2 separate regions of the Homo sapiens genome follow, and region 2 is linked to region 1. Evidence: read pairs that join two places in POLR2A ChIA-PET (ENCODE). Cell type or tissue: CD4-positive, alpha-beta T cell. All regions are shown on one strand. Each heading gives the region's core, and the rest is flanking DNA. Links, peaks and the distances in the headings are about the cores only. Region 1 holds the start of CYB561D1 (cytochrome b561 family member D1). Region 2 has its middle 14 kb from the start of SLC25A24.

Region 1 (4,336 bases), core at 1-4,000:
AGAAGAACAGGGAGTGTTCAGGTGAGAAGAGTAGGATGGCTTCAGCCATGCAGAGGCAGAACTGTGAACATAGGAGAGAGCCAGTAAGCCTCATGTCTGGCTTGGAGGCCTGAGAAAAAGGAGGTGCTCTCATACATCCTAACAAAGAGGACAAAGGGTAAGGGTTAAATAAGTTCAACCAGGACCACCAGCCTCACAGCTCAACATTTCTGGGAACATTTGGGAATCAGCACTTGAGTGCACGTCTCCTCATTCAGGTTGACATCTCCCCATCCCAACCTCTACAATGACTCCCATTTCTTGACCAGTGGAGTAGCAAATGTTAAACTTCTTCCTGAACTTTGGGGACAAGTCGGGAGATGACCGGATAACACCTCTCCCCCCTTCTCCTTTCCGGCCCCAATGGAGAAAGAAATTATCTTCCATGCCCTCCCGCCCTTTTCAACCATCTGACAACTGCCTATGGCCCAGCCCTCCAGGTTTCCCAATCCCATAGGCTGCAGGGAAAGATGAGCCCTAGATGTTTCCTCCACCTGTCTTAGCCTTAGAAAGGCTGAGCTTTCTGAAAGCTGGGTGCTTCCCTGGGAGAATGAGGTGAGGAATACCCAAACAAATCAGATAGAAGCCTAAACTCACCGCCAAGGCCATGAATACAGGGTGCCAGGAGAAAAGACCTAAGAATCAAAGAGAACAGGCTGAGGGCTTGGTACCATTGTTCCTGCCCCTGTAGCTAGGTGGAACCCAAAGAATCTAGCCACAGGAGAAAAGTACCATCCCCAATCCTAATCGGGCACAGGAACTAAGGACAAAGTGGAGCAGCCAAGGAGCCCCAGGGTGAGCAACCAAGAGGGCCTCCTTATCCACACACATACAACAGTTTGGCCCGGGTTCCCCGTTCAGCACCTCTCAGCTGGCAGCCCAGTCCTCTGCCCCTTTTTTGTTTTTTGTTTTTTTTGGTTGTTGTTTTTTGTTTTTTTTTTGATACGGAGTCTCGCTCTGTCGCACAGGGTGGAGTGCAGTGGTGCAATCTCGGCTCACTGCAGCCTCCACCTCCCGGGTTCAAGCGATTCTCCTCCCTCAGCCTCCCAAGTAGCTGGAACTACAGGCGCGCGCCATCACGCCTGGCTAATTTTTGTATTCTTAGTAGAGACGGGGTTTCACCATGTTGGCCAGGCTGGTCTCGAACTCCTGACCTCAAGTGATCCACCCGCGTCGGCCTCCCAAAGTGCTGGGATTTCAGGCATGACCCACCGCGCCCGGCCTCCTTCACTTCTATCCTCCATCAGGGGACCTGTTTCTGAGGAAGTAGTTCGGTCTGTTCAATCGTCTGCCCTTCCCCCACAGCACCCAAAACCCCATTATTCCAGGATCCCTGGGGCCCCGCCCCACCAGGCCCTCAAAATCCCTCCACTGTTTCTGTCTCCCCTTTACTGCTGGGGTCCCTCCTCCAAGTCTCCCGGGGCTCCCAAGCGCTGCCCCTCCAGCATCTCCACTCCGCCCCCTTCCGCAACCCCGCCCCGCACACTCACTGGTTCCTGGCCGGGACAGCGCTGTCAGAAAGATGGTGAAGCCCAAAGCTACCAGGTGCGCCAAGATCCCACTGCCTCTCCGCAGCCAGCGGGTCAGTCTCGGCTCCCCAGCTGGAGCGGGAACCAGACCTACCTCCAGGGGCTGCATGGCCGTGGCCCGCGGGCCCGTACACTCCAGCTGCCCGAACACGTCTTCCGGGTTTGCGATCGCGGAGGCGGTGGCGGCTGCAGGAGAGGCTCCTCCCCGGGGACGCCGCCGGCAGTGCGGCGGAGTGGCCCACAGCGCCCTCTGGGGGCTGGGGGGGAAACGCGAGTGCCCCGGAGAGGCCCGCTCCCGCGAGAGCCCGGAGGCAGAAGGGGACCGAACAGTTCCCAGCCCACCTTCATTTGTATCTGTGTGTCTGTCTACAAGGGCCTAAATCCCAAGCAGCCTGTGGAAATTACTTTTGTGGCAAACGATTTCAGTGAAACCCCAAATCACACACTTGGTACGCTGAACCAAGACTGTGAAACAAGTGTTTGGAGCCGATTTCTAGTAGTACTGGATTTCCCTGGCTGTGCACTGTCTCCTGTCACCTCATTTTGTCTTGTTCAGGGAACAAGCTTCCTCCATGCCTAAGAGCAAGGAGAATAGGAAAGGACATCGCCAAAATATAGTGCCTTGAACCTGGTGGACCAAAGGAGGGAAATGCAAGTCTCCTCTCGCATCTGCACGGGAGTGGTCCCCAGCGAGATAAATGGAAAAACTAGGGCACTCCCAGCCCTGCCGCCTCCTCAGCAGCTGCTCAGCCCTGAGGAGCCAGGTGATCCTGAAGGACCAAGGCCTCCCACACTCCTGTGGCCTCCCACACCACCAGTTCTGCAAGTGATGATGCCTTTTCCCTTCCTGCCTCCAAAAAAGGGGTGGTTCAACCCAAGGAGGCCTCCCTGGGAAAGGTTCTACCCCTTCCTTAAAGGCAAACCCACAGGCAGGGAAGGAAGGCTGTCCAATAGAAAACAGGAATATCCCAACAGCAATGACCAACCCAGCTCAAGCTCCCTAAGTGGCTGAGAAAATGAGGCTGCAGGAACAGCTGAAGAAAAGCAGGCAATAATTCAGGGAGGGATGGATGCCTAGGGTTGCTGAAGGACCAGAAAAGGGTCACAAGCCAATTCCCAGACCCTCGGGGCAAGGATCCTAGAAAGAGCCAGAAGTGCAGCTCCCCCTCTCGAGTTTCTCTTCCCAATGGGACCATAGTCGTCTCTGGTGTCAAGACTCAGGAAGCCTTACTCATTCAGAGCCACACGCCTCATCATCCTGTCTGGAAAGACTACCCCAGTGACACAAACATTTTTCACACTATTGAAAATGACAAGATGACAATAATAATAATAATGAGCATAAGAGACTTTTGCAGGCAAGCTATGGGAGCTGGAGTCTGGCTGCCTATCATCTCAGCCTCCCAGGGTAGGGCTGGGGACAGTAAGGACACTCATTTTGTTATTTTTTTTCCTTCCTTTTCTATGTTTCTGTTTTTATATTTTCATAGCAGCAACAGAACAGGGAGACAGTCTTGAGGTATTTTAAAGAGCTTTTTTTCTTAAAAAAAAATAATATAAAGTTATAAAAAGCGGCAGCAGCCTGGGGCCCGGATCTGGAGGGGAGGAGGTGCTGGCGGCTCCGTTGCAGTGGGCAGGCACTTTCTCGTTAATGGGCTTTTGACTGCAGGAAGACAAGAGGCGAGAGAAAGGGTCAGGGTGGGGGCCTACCAGCTGTCCTACCCAGTGAACTGTGTGCACTACAGAGGCTAAAGCTTGATTTCCTTCTGCTGGCCTGGTGAGTAAAACTGAGCAAGGGGGAAGATGAATGCCAGCTCACCAGGGGCAGCCTGGGTAGTGAAGCTGGAGAACACACAGGGTTTATGATTAGGCCCACATCTAACCCAGGAGAGCACCCCCGTCCCACCTCCAGTAAGTCCCTCCTGGCAGAGATCATATGGAGAGCACATAGCACACTACACCAGGGCTCCCACCAGAAGAGGCAAATAAAACTGGCTGCAGGCTTTACTGGAAACCCTGGAGAACTTGCCTGTCACCTGCACACCTGGAGGTGGGCACATGTGCATAAGTGGACATGGGGTTGTGTGCCTGCCCTTCAAGGCCCTGATGCCCAGAGGAAAAACCAGTGAGACCAGCCCACCCACCTTGCTGCTCGGCATGTTAGGCTGTGACCCAGGGACTCAAACTCCCTTTCCTTCAGGGAACAGAGGTAGCTCCAGTACCTGGAATGAGGGTCACAGCCAATTCAGAAAGAAGTAGCCCTTTGATTATAGCAAAAGCAGGGGTGGAGGGGTGCCGCATCTCCTCAGCCCAAGGGAAAGGGTTAGGGATAGGGGAAGGTTCACCAGGCAAAAAGCTGGAGTCACTTTGCTAAGAACTGACCTACCTCTTCCTAAAGAAAACAGTCCAGGAACTCTCTCAACTTCCCCTTCCTCCCTTTCCCTGCACAAACACCAATGTAGCATCTTCTCTGTATCAGGTACCCCCTGTGTGCCCCACCCTCATCAATCTTCAGGGAGCCTGGCTGGTACCTTCAGTGTAGAGCACTTCTCCTCAAAGGCCAGGGCCGGGCCTGGCTTCTTGCGGCGCACAGAGCAGGCCACATCAGCAGGGGCACCAGCCTGACAGTGCTTGGCCTTCACTGGCCGGCAATAAGTGGCCAGGTTTTTCCGCTTCTTGGCCACCTCCTCCTCAGAGAGGCAGTTGGTTGGCAGGGCCTTGGCTGGGTGTCCAGCTGCTCCCCGGTTCTCCAGCTGAGAAGCCTTGAC
Region 2 (4,391 bases), core at 181-4,180, 1.3 Mb after region 1:
CTTCATGTTTAGGAGACAGTTGTAGCTGAATATTTTAAGTCTGGAAACAAGCATGACTGGCAGATGCAATTATAGACAATTTTAACTGTGATTCCCCGGGTCACTTTGAATTTCTTCTGTGGGATAAATTCTTCCCTTGCTCTAGATGAAAGGGCAACTCCTATAACTTACCACTTCCAGTTAATGAAAGCTTCTTCCAAAAAGGAATTCATATGTTAGACCCAGGGTGGTCATCAAACCTTTAACCTCAATTTCAAGCTAAAACTTCTCCCTGCACTCAGGCCAGCTCAGACCAAAAGCCTGCAGTGGAGAAAGTGGATGTGTTTGCCTTTTTCTTTTTTCTCCGTCTAGGATTCTTCCTTCTCTAGCTCGCTAACCACATCAGAGTCACAATAGGATAGCGAGGAGAGGAAGCGGGCAGTTAGCAGGTTCTTACTTGACACTAATATAGTTGTGAGTAGCCCTATGTTCTCTGCCCTGAGAGCTTTTAAAGCCCTCTCTTTCTCTTATGGGTCTGTTTTGTGAGTTATGTGGAGACTCCCTACCCCACCTGTTACTATGGATCTCTCATGTAGTTGCTTAGTGGGGATCATGTACTCTCCCCCTGGCTGGTCACTTACGTCTCCTTTTTCAGGTGCTAGACATCTGATGGTGCCTCAACATTTTTTCCCCTGCTGAAATCTGTATTTCTTCCAGAAATCCCTTTCAGAAAAAAATCTAAGACAACCCCACCCTGGCTGTCTTGCACAGCTCGCATCTGGTACAGGAGAAAAATTCACATATTCTTTGTTTCAACAAACTCTGAGCAAGTAACTTGCCCAAGGCAGCAGCTTCTCTTTCACTTTATTGTGAGAACTGTTAGCTGACATTTCTTAATTATATTTGCTGTGTCCTCAAAACCCATGATACTTGCATCAAACTTTGTGTCTGTCATGAAGAGGGGATAAGAAATGTGGTATATACATGCAATAGAATATGATTGCGCTTTTAAAAAGAAAGGAATTCTGACATGTTACAAATGAATGAAACTTGAGGACATTATGCTAAATAAAATATGCCTGTCACAAAAGGACCAATGTATGATTTACTTATATGAGGTACTTAGAGTAGTGAAATTCATAAATAGAGTAGAATGGTGGTTGCCAGGGGCTTCCAGGAGGGAGGAATAAGAAGTTACTCTTAATGGGTACAAAGTTTCCATTTTGTAAGATGAAGAGTTCTGGAGTTTGGTTGCACTAGTTTGAATGTACTTTATGCCACTGAACTGTACACTTAAAAACGGTTAAGACGGTAAATATTATGTTATGTGCATTTTACCACAATTAAGAAATAAGGCCAGGCATGGTGGCTTATGCCTGTAATCCAGGCAGTTTGGAAACCCAAGGAGGGAGGATTCCTTGAACCCAGGAGTTTGAGATCAGACGGGGCAAAATAGTGAGACCCAGTGTTTACAAAAAAAATTAAAAATTAGTTGAGCATCGTGGTGTACGTCTGTAGTCCTAGCTACTCGGGAGGCTGAGGCAGGAGGATCACTTGAGCCCAGGAGTTTGAGGCTGCAGTGAGCCATGATTATGCCATTGCACTTCAACCTGGGCAACCCCGTCTCAATAAAATAAAGCAAGAAAAGAAAAGAAAACTAACTTTAACCATCTCAGTCCATTTTTGCAGCTTAAAGTCACATTATACACTTCAGGCTTAAATAGATTACTGAGTCATGGATAAATCATTCACAGGAATCATAAAAGTCCTGACTCAATATGAACCTTTAATTTTATTATTGGTGGAAGGATGCTGATGTAATCGATTTTGCAATATATAATATAATTTTAAAAGATAAATGTATTACATTTCTTTTGTTGTTTTTTCATTATATTGTAGTGCACAGTGAGTGAATATGGACAGAGAATATTTTTTAAAACAAAAAACGTGTTACACTCAGGTTTAAAATCATATTTTAGTTCTGTATCATTTGTTGGTGTACTTCAAGGATCTATAACTGCAGTGATGTACTTTCAAAAAGTAAAGATCCACTTATTTTTCTTTCCTCTTACCTCCTCCTGCCTGCATTCACCTTTCAGCTTTCATAATCTATCCGAGAGCCATTCTTCAGCTTTAAGTTACAGCACCCTCTACTGAGCTGTTAGCAACATTACATTGTGGCCGTTTTTCTTTTTTCTTTTTTTTTTGACACAATAAATTTTATTGTTTCCATAATAATAGGCTCTGGACAAAGACAATGGAGACAATGACAACACATTTAATCTCCTATAACAAATTAATCTGTTACAAATTTCCAGTGGCTCAACATATTAAAATGCAAAATATATAAAGAGAAAAACAAGAAATATAAATATTGAGATTTTTACAGTATAATGAAATGTCCTTTAAATAAAGTTTGTTGTAACTGTGTATGTAATTCTGACAGTAATTCAAAACACAAAATCACACATTTTCCCTAACTTCCCACGATCTGGATCTGGGGATTGCAATACTACAGAAATATGCAAAAGTAAGTTTAGTGCTCAGAGATAAATAATTTTCCTTATTTCAATGCATCAATGTGCAAACATTTCAATTCAAAAAAGCCAATCACTGCTATATGCAGATAAATAAAACAGATTTGACAACACTTTAATAATCAAACCCAACACTATAAAAAATAATGTGTGCGCGTGCATGTACATGTGTGTGCATGTGTGTAGGCAATGCCCATTTTAGAAAAAAGGTGTCTTGATGAAAATGATTTTGAAAATAGTCACTGATACACATTATATACAAAACCTTTTATATAAAAAATTAAACTATTTTCAATGAAATTCCATGTTCACATCCTATCTGAAAACTGTAATAGAATCATAAATAGGTCTACTAATGGTTTCTCTCTGAAATCATGGCTAAGGCACTTCTTTTTCCAAGGGTTTTCTTATATATCCGCCTGATGTCACTAATACTAATGTAGTCAAGTATACAGATGCAACCTGACATGCCTATGCATTATTACCTGGAGCTCTGTTCACTGTTATAATGGGAGAATTTACAGTTTCTACAAAGAATATTTTTCTTTTTAAAATTATACTGGTTTCTGTATTCCAAATTAAGCACTTACTTAAGACATTAAGTTTTTCCATTAGTGGTTGCCTTTCTTTCAGAAGCAAAATATAATTTTCAAAATAATATTTTGAAAATGCACTACAGAGATGAACTCTCTGCAAATCCAATTGCTCTCAAACTATTTGAAACTTATTACAATTATACATTTACAGCCACATTACTGCAAAGATACAAGTAGTCATGAGTTTGAAGATACAGTCAGACTTTAATGTAAAGGACATTCAGTTTTTGGGTATATTTAGCAGAAAAGCACGAAAGAAAATAGCAAAAAGTTCTACTTTAAAAATGAGTAATAGACACTTTAAAATAAGAAATGTGCATTTAAAATTTTTCTCTGCAGAGTGTGTTAGCTGTTAAAATGAATGTTAGGGGAGCAATTTTTAGAGATTCTTAGGTTAATTGTTATTGATATGACCCAAATTTCTTCTAGCTATAAAACCCTTTAAGTGTGATAAAATTATTTCCTGTATCCCCTGACTAGATGATATGCTGTAGGAAGACTGAGAATTTTGTTGGTTTTCTTTACTGCTGCATCCCCTATATGAAGATCTGTGTACGGCACATAGCAGACACTCAATAAATATTTAATAGTCGAATGAACAAAGTATGTGGGAAGAAATGTCTATTCACACCTGCTTTGCACTTTAAAAGCACAAAAGACTTTATTACGGAACCACTTGTGATTAGTCCTTTTATTTCCATCTTACTTACAGCCCTTTTCTTCTTAGAACTTTGATCACCATTATTATAATATGGTACCGAACTCTTCAGTGTTTGGATCTCTTCTTGTAAAACTTTATATATGTAAGATGCGTGGGGGGAAGTAGTTTACATAAGATAATTCATGTAACTGGCCTTCTCTTTAAATAATTCTATGTAAACTTTTTATTAATATGGTAGCAATTCCTCTGTCTTCTCAAGCGAAGAATATAGATAATAATTAGCCTTTTTTGGAGTTATGCTTTCCTTGTGTTTGTTTTAATATTTCTGATTGCCTTGCATTGTAATGAAATTCTAGCTTGGATGTTAGCTCTTCCTCCACCCACTAGTCTCTTCTGTCACTGTGCCTGGCTCACACATTCCTGACCACTCCCCAGCTACCCTTTAGGTTTTCCTGCTTTGAATCTGCTCTTCTGCTGGAAAGCAATTAAGCAAATATGACAAGAGCCAGATATTAAATAAAATTGAATATGTCTCCGAATAAGGACCAAAAATCACAGTTTCCGTGCACAGCCTCTGTGCGGGGTTGAGAATTCCATCTTCATATGAATGAGGTGTTA

The links. ChIA-PET counts read pairs that join two places held together with the same protein. Peaks named below come from ENCODE experiments on the same cell type or tissue, not always from the same donor. Only the 100,000 strongest peaks of a DNase experiment are listed, where the experiment ranks them.
Region 2: POLR2A ChIA-PET joins it to region 1 with 5 read pairs; 1 of 35 experiments calls an interaction of 5 or more read pairs at or near these places.

The regions. Positions count from the first base shown.
Region 1 is chr1:109,491,481-109,495,816 of GRCh38, reverse strand. It overlaps ATXN7L2 (ataxin 7 like 2), which reads right to left. Exons shown (of 11, transcript NM_001350175.2): 10 at 4,100-4,336; 11 at 3,083-3,231. The coding sequence ends at 3,217. CYB561D1 (cytochrome b561 family member D1) reads right to left here and starts at 1,723. Exons shown (of 3, transcript NM_182580.3): 1 at 1,530-1,723; 2 at 637-674; 3 at 1-61. The coding sequence starts at 1,677. RefSeq lists enhancers at 1,083-1,583, 1,573-1,652 and a silencer at 1,723-1,952. In CD4-positive, alpha-beta T cell, for the core only: a CTCF peak has its summit at 1,813 (motif pointing left); a DNase peak (open chromatin) is centred at 1,766; H3K4me3 peaks cover 1,822 bases; H3K27ac peaks cover 425 bases.
Region 2 is chr1:108,212,610-108,217,000 of GRCh38, reverse strand. No RefSeq gene overlaps it. Among named protein-coding and RNA genes, the nearest start is that of SLC25A24, 14 kb to the right of the region's middle. In CD4-positive, alpha-beta T cell, for the core only: CTCF peaks have their summits at 1,925 and 2,126; a DNase peak (open chromatin) is centred at 2,140.